Regions from separate parts of the Homo sapiens genome. Here region 2 is linked to region 1. Evidence: read pairs that join two places in POLR2A ChIA-PET (ENCODE). Cell type or tissue: Panc1. All regions are shown on one strand. Each heading gives the region's core, and the rest is flanking DNA. Links, peaks and the distances in the headings are about the cores only. Region 1 has its middle 8.5 kb from the start of ACTN4. Region 2 overlaps RYR1 (ryanodine receptor 1).

The links. ChIA-PET counts read pairs that join two places held together with the same protein. Peaks named below come from ENCODE experiments on the same cell type or tissue, not always from the same donor. Only the 100,000 strongest peaks of a DNase experiment are listed, where the experiment ranks them.
Region 2: POLR2A ChIA-PET joins it to region 1 with 18 read pairs; 16 of 35 experiments call an interaction of 5 or more read pairs at or near these places.

What each region holds. Positions count from the first base shown.
Region 1 is chr19:38,637,657-38,640,567 of GRCh38, forward strand. No RefSeq gene overlaps it. Among named protein-coding and RNA genes, the nearest start is that of ACTN4, 8.5 kb to the right of the region's middle. RefSeq lists enhancers at 1-128, 2,009-2,911. In Panc1, for the core only: no CTCF peak of the experiment used is centred there; no DNase peak of the experiment used is centred there.
Region 2 is chr19:38,555,461-38,558,371 of GRCh38, forward strand. All of the region lies in intron 89 of RYR1 (ryanodine receptor 1), which reads left to right. Among named protein-coding and RNA genes, the nearest start is that of MAP4K1-AS1, 39 kb to the right of the region's middle. RefSeq lists an enhancer at 1,832-2,021. In Panc1, for the core only: no CTCF peak of the experiment used is centred there; DNase peaks (open chromatin) are centred at 1,471 and 1,992.

The DNA.
Region 1 (2,911 bases), core at 212-2,711:
GGGAAGAATAATGCACCCTTCTGAAACCTGTGAGGGTTTCTCCGGCCCTTGCCAGTAAAGGCCTGAGATTGGGGCCTGTCCTGTCCTGTCCTTGCTCTTAGAAAATGTGAGCCACAGGCCGGGTGCAGTGGTTCACGCCTGTAATCCCAACACTTTAGGAGGCCAAAGCAGGAGGATTGCTTGGCCAGAGTTTGAGACCAGCCTGGGCGACAGAGTGGGACTCCGTCTCAATATATATATATATATATATATATATATTTTTTTTTTTTCTTTTTCTTTTTCTTTTTTTTTTTTTTAGAGACAGAGTCTCACTCTGTCGCCCAGGCTGGAGTGCAGTGGCGCGATCTCAGCTCACTGCAACCTTTGCCTCCCAGGTTGAAGCAATTCTTCTGCCTCAGCCTCCCAAGTAACTGGGACTACAGGCACACACCTCCACGCCCGGCTAATTTTTTTGTATTTTAGTAGAGATGGGGTTTCATCGTGTTGCCCAGGCTGGTCTCGAACTCTTGGGCTCAGGCAGTCTCCCTGCTTCGACCTCCCAAAGTGCTAGGAATACACACGTGAGCCACCGCGCCTGACCAAAAAGTTTATTTTAAATAGCTAGGCATGGTGGCGCGTGTCTGTAGTCCCAGCTATTTAGGAGGCTGAGGTCGGCAAATCACCTGAGCCCAGGAGGTCAAGGCTGCAGTGAGCTGTGATCACACCACTGCACTCCAGCTTGGGTGACAGACCCTGTCTCAAAAAAGAAAATATAAGCCATTGTTAATTTCAGGCTCAGAAGTGTTTGTCACCAAGGTTGCAAGCTAGTCCTCAGTACTATTCTGTATGGAGAGACTTCATGAGAAAATTAGTATATATATATTTTTTCCTCTCAAGGTGTCATAGGTAGACAGCTCCTTCAGCCACACCATTCTTTCCAAGTCGCATGCCGCTCCCCTGGTTAGTGTTACCTGACAGGAGACCTGACTCACCTTACATGTTCATTCCCTTCTTACCTGAGGAATTTGGGGCACTCCCAGTGGCCCTTAGGCAGTGCTTTTCCCCTGTGAGCATATTGCCTGGAGGGCTAGGGGGTTGGGGGAATGCAGGAATTAAAAAGACCCAGTAGAGGCTGGTTTATGCCTGTAATCCCAGCACTTTGGGAGGCTAAGGGAGGAGGATGACTGGAATCCCTCTACGCAAAAGTAAAAATTAGCTCAGGTTGGGCATGGCGGTCCATGCATGTAATTCCAACAGTGGGAGGCTGCAGCAGGAGGATTGCTGAAAGCCAGGAGTTCGAGACCAGGTCAACAAAGCGAGACCCTGTTCCTATAAAAGTTTTAAAATTAACTGGGCCTGGCCAGGCACAGTGGCTCACGCCTGTAATCCCAACACTGGGAAGCCAAGGCAGATGGATTGCTTGACCTCAGGAGTTCGAGGCGAGTCTGGGCAACATGGTGAAACCCTGTCTCTACAAAAAACTACAAAAGAAAATAGCCAGGCATGGTGGTACACACATGTAATCCCAGCTACTCTGGAGGCTAAGGTGGGAGGATCACTTGAGCCTGGGAGGCAGAGGTTGCAGTGAGCCAAGATGGCGTCACTGCACTCCAGCCTGGGTAACAGAGTGAGACCCTGTCTCAAAAATAAGTAAGTTGGCCAGGCGCGGTGGCTCACGCCTGTAATCCCAGCACTTTGGGAGGCCGAAGTGGGCAGATCACGAGGTCAGGAGATCGAGACCATCCTAGCTAACACGGTGAAACCCCGTCTCTACTAAAACTACAAAAAAATTAGGCAGGCGCCTGTAGTCCCAGCTACTCTGGAGGCTGAGGCAGGAGAATGGCATGAACCCGGGAGGCGGAGCTTGCAGTGAGCTGAGATCGCACCACTGCACTCCAGCCTGGGCGACAGAGCTAGACTCCGTCTCAAAAAAATAAATTAAAAAAAAAAAGTAAGTAAGTAAAAATTAGCCAGGCACAGTGGTATGTGCCTGTAGTCCTGGCTACCCAGGAGTTTGAGGCTGCAATGAGCTATGATTGCACCACTGCACACCAGCCCAGGTGACAGCAAGACCCTGTCTCCAAAAAAGGAAAAGAAATGCCCTAATAGATGTTCATTACTTAGAGTAGACTGGCAGCTGCCCCTTGGTGATTTATTGATGGATGCTGGTGTGCATAAGCGTTGCCTTGGAGAGGGCAGCTGTGGTACCCAAGCTGCCAGCCGGCCTGACCTCCCTGTGTGCACTCACAGCCAGCATTCCTCAGAGGGCCCTGCCTGTGGGAGCAGACACCCCTTGCCCTGGGGCCCAGACCTCAGCAGGGCCCCAGTAGCCAGGGAGTGCCTAAATCCTGGGGACTGAACAAAAGTGTGCCTCTGCAGCTCACTGGGATAAAAAGGACTGGGAGGCCTGGCACAGTGGCTCATGCCTGTAATCCCAGCACTTTGGGAGGCCGAGGTAGGCAGATCACCTGAGGTCAGGAGTTTGAGAACAGCCTGACCAACATGGTGAAACCCCGTCTCTACTAAAAATACAAAATTAGCCGGGCGTGGTGGCGGGCGCCTGTATTCCCAGCTACTTGGGAGGGTGAGGCAGGAGAATCGCTTGAACCCGGGAGGCAGAAGTTGCAGTGACCCGAGATCGCGCCATTGCACTCCAGCCTGGGCAACAAGAGCGAAACTGCCTCAAAAAAATAATAATAAAAAGGACTGGGATGCCTCTACCACCCATGAACTTGGGCACATTAGCAAAAGGCACCCCTTCTGGGTGGGGACAACTCCCAGTTACCCACTTGGCAGGTGCCCTTATGCAGGATACAACCTGCACAATTGGCCATGGCTGCTCTGCAAGGGAAGAGGAAATGACCTTTTTCCCCTCCTCTGGGAGCCACATCTCATCCTGCCTCACTGGGCTGCTTTCACTATCAGAGGGTCA
Region 2 (2,911 bases), core at 180-2,679, 82 kb before region 1:
AAAAATGCATGTGTGTGTGCGCACGTGTGTGTGTATGTGTGTGTGGCCTTAAAAGACGTTCCTTTTATTTAACAAACCACAATGTCATCACTCCTAACCCAAAATAAAACAGTACAAATAAAAAAGTCACAGTCCTTTAAATCATCAAATATCTAGTGAGTGTGCAAATTTCCAAATCTCATAACTTTCATGTAACTATCAGGATTTTTTGTAGCTTCTTTAAATCAGAATCCAAACAAGGGCCACCCATTGCAATTGGCTGATACTTTTTAAAATCATCTTTCATCTCTTGCTTCCCCTCTATTATCTTTTCTTTTTCCTTGCAATTTATCTCCTGGAGATCCAGTCCTGCAGATCTTTACTGTCCAACAGAAATACAATATGAGCAATATGTATATTTTTAAATTTTCTTCTTTTTTTTGAGACAGGGTCTCACTCTGTTGTCCAGGCTGGAGTGCAGTGGGGCAATCTCAGCTCACTGTAACCTCCACCTGTCAGGTTCAAGTGATTCTCCTGCCTCAGCCTCCTGAGTAGCTGGGATTACAGGCATGCGCCACCACACCTGGCTAATTTTTGTATTTTTAGTAGAGACAAGGTTTCGCCATGTTGGCCAGGGTAGTCTCAAACTCCTGGCCTAAAGTGATCTGCCCTCCTCACCCTCCGAAAGTGCTGGGATTACAGGCGTGAGTCACCATAATTTTAAATTTTCTAATAGCCATGTTTTTTAAAAAGTAAAAAGAGGACCGGCATGGTGGCTCGTGCCTGTAATCCCAGCACTTTGGGAGGCCAAGGCGGGAGGATCACTTGAGGCCAGGAGTTTGAGCCAGCCTGCGTAACACAGCAAAACCCTATCTCTATAAAAACTTTAAAAAATAACCAGGTGTAGTAGTGCATATCTGTAGTCCCAGTTACTGGGGAGGCTGAGGCAGGAGGATCTCTTGAACCTTGGAGGTTAATGCTGCAGTGAGCCATGTTCATGGCACTGTACTTCAACCTGGGCAACTGAGCAAGACTCTGTTAAAAAAAAAAAAAAGTAAAATGAAACACTACACATAATCTAGTACACTCAGGATATTATTTCAACATGGAATCAATCCTGTTTATTTATTTATAGAGATGGGGTCTTGCCATGTTGCCCAGGCTGGTCTCAAACTCCTGTGCTCAAGCAATCCACCCTCCTCAGCCACCCAAGGTGCTGGGATTACAGGCAAGAGCCACTGTGCCTGGCCATAATCAATCTAAAAAATGATTAGCTCGACATTTTTCATTCTTTTTTCACACTAAGTCTATCAGTGGATAGTGCTGTCCTAGTTGTAGAGCTTCCCATAGTCTGGACCTGACCAATGCGTCCTTGTGGTGTCATTTCATGTGTTCCTGTGTCCCCTGGGTTTCCTCCAAAGTGGGACTCAGCCAAAGTTCGAGCAGATTCAGATTTGGGTGTAAGGAGTTTTTTAGCCAGAACCTTCCTATGTGGGGCTACTGTATACCTCCACCAGGAGGCACCTCCTTTCCAGATGCCAGCAGCTGTTTCTGCTCAACACTCAGACATATTCATTCATTAGAGATTGCAAAATGGCGATAGTCTCATTTCTTTTTTTTTTTTTTTTTTTTGTGACAGAGTCTCATTCTGTCACCCAGGCTGGAGTGCAGTGGCATGCTCTCGGCTCACTGCAACCTCCGCCTCCCAGGTTCAAGCGATTCTCCTGCCTCAGCCTCCCAAAGTGCTGGGATTATAGGCATGAGCCACGGCGCCCAGCCTCTTAGTTTTCATGATGCTTCCTTCACTTGACAAATGAGTATGAGTACCTACTGTGTGTCAGGCACTGCCCTGGTCCTGAAGGTACAGCAGTGAACAAAACAGAGAGCCCACTGTGGGGGCTGATAGTCCAGTGGGAAGGGGCAGATGCAAATAACGAAATACACGAAGTAATTGCAGGTTATAATCTGTGGTCTGAAGGGTGTGGGAGTGAGCAGGGTGTGGTAAGCCCTGTAAACCGGCTGGTGGCGGAAGGCCTTCTGCAGGAGGGGACAGCGAAGCTGAGAGTTGAAAGATACCATATGACTCAGCGAGGCTGTGGTGTCCCAGGCAAAGGGGACAGTAAATGGAAAGGCTGAAAAATGGGAACAAGAGGGACAGAGAGCAGCCTGGGCAACATGGCGAAACCAAACCCTGTCCCTACAAAAAATACAAAAATTAGCTAGGCATGGTGGCCTATGCCTGAAGTCCCAGCTACTTGGGAGGCTGAGGCAAGAGAATCACTTGAACCCAGGAGGGGGAGGTTGCTGTGAGCCAAGATCGCGTCATTGCACTCCAGCCTGGGTGACAAGAGCGAAATTCTGTCTCAAAAAAAAGAAATAAAAATACAAAAATTAGCTAGGCATGGTGGTGCATGCCTGTATTCCCAGCTACTCGGGAGGCTGAGGCAGGAGAATCGCTTGAACCCGGGAGGCGGAGGTTGCAGTGAGCCGAGATTGCACCACTGCACTCCAGCATGGGCAACAGAGTGAGACTCTCTCAAAAATAAAATAAAATAATACAATAAAATATAAAATAAAATAAAATACTAGCCAGGCACGATGACTCATGCCTGTAATCTCGATACTTTGGGAGGCTGAGGTGGGAGGATCGCTTGAGCCCAGGAGTTCAAGACCAGCCTAGAAAACATAATGAGACCTTGTCTCTACAAAAAAACTGTTTAAAAAATTAGCTGGGTATGGTGGTGCATGCCTGTGGTCCCAACTTGGAAGGCTAAGACGGGAGGATCACTTGAGCCCAGGAGGTCGAGGCTATGGCAAGCCATGATCACTCCATTACACTCCAGCCTAGGTAGTAGAGACAGACTTTGTCTCAAAAAATTAATAATAAAGTAAAACAACTAAAAGACTATAAGTAGACTGTAACACAAAGAAA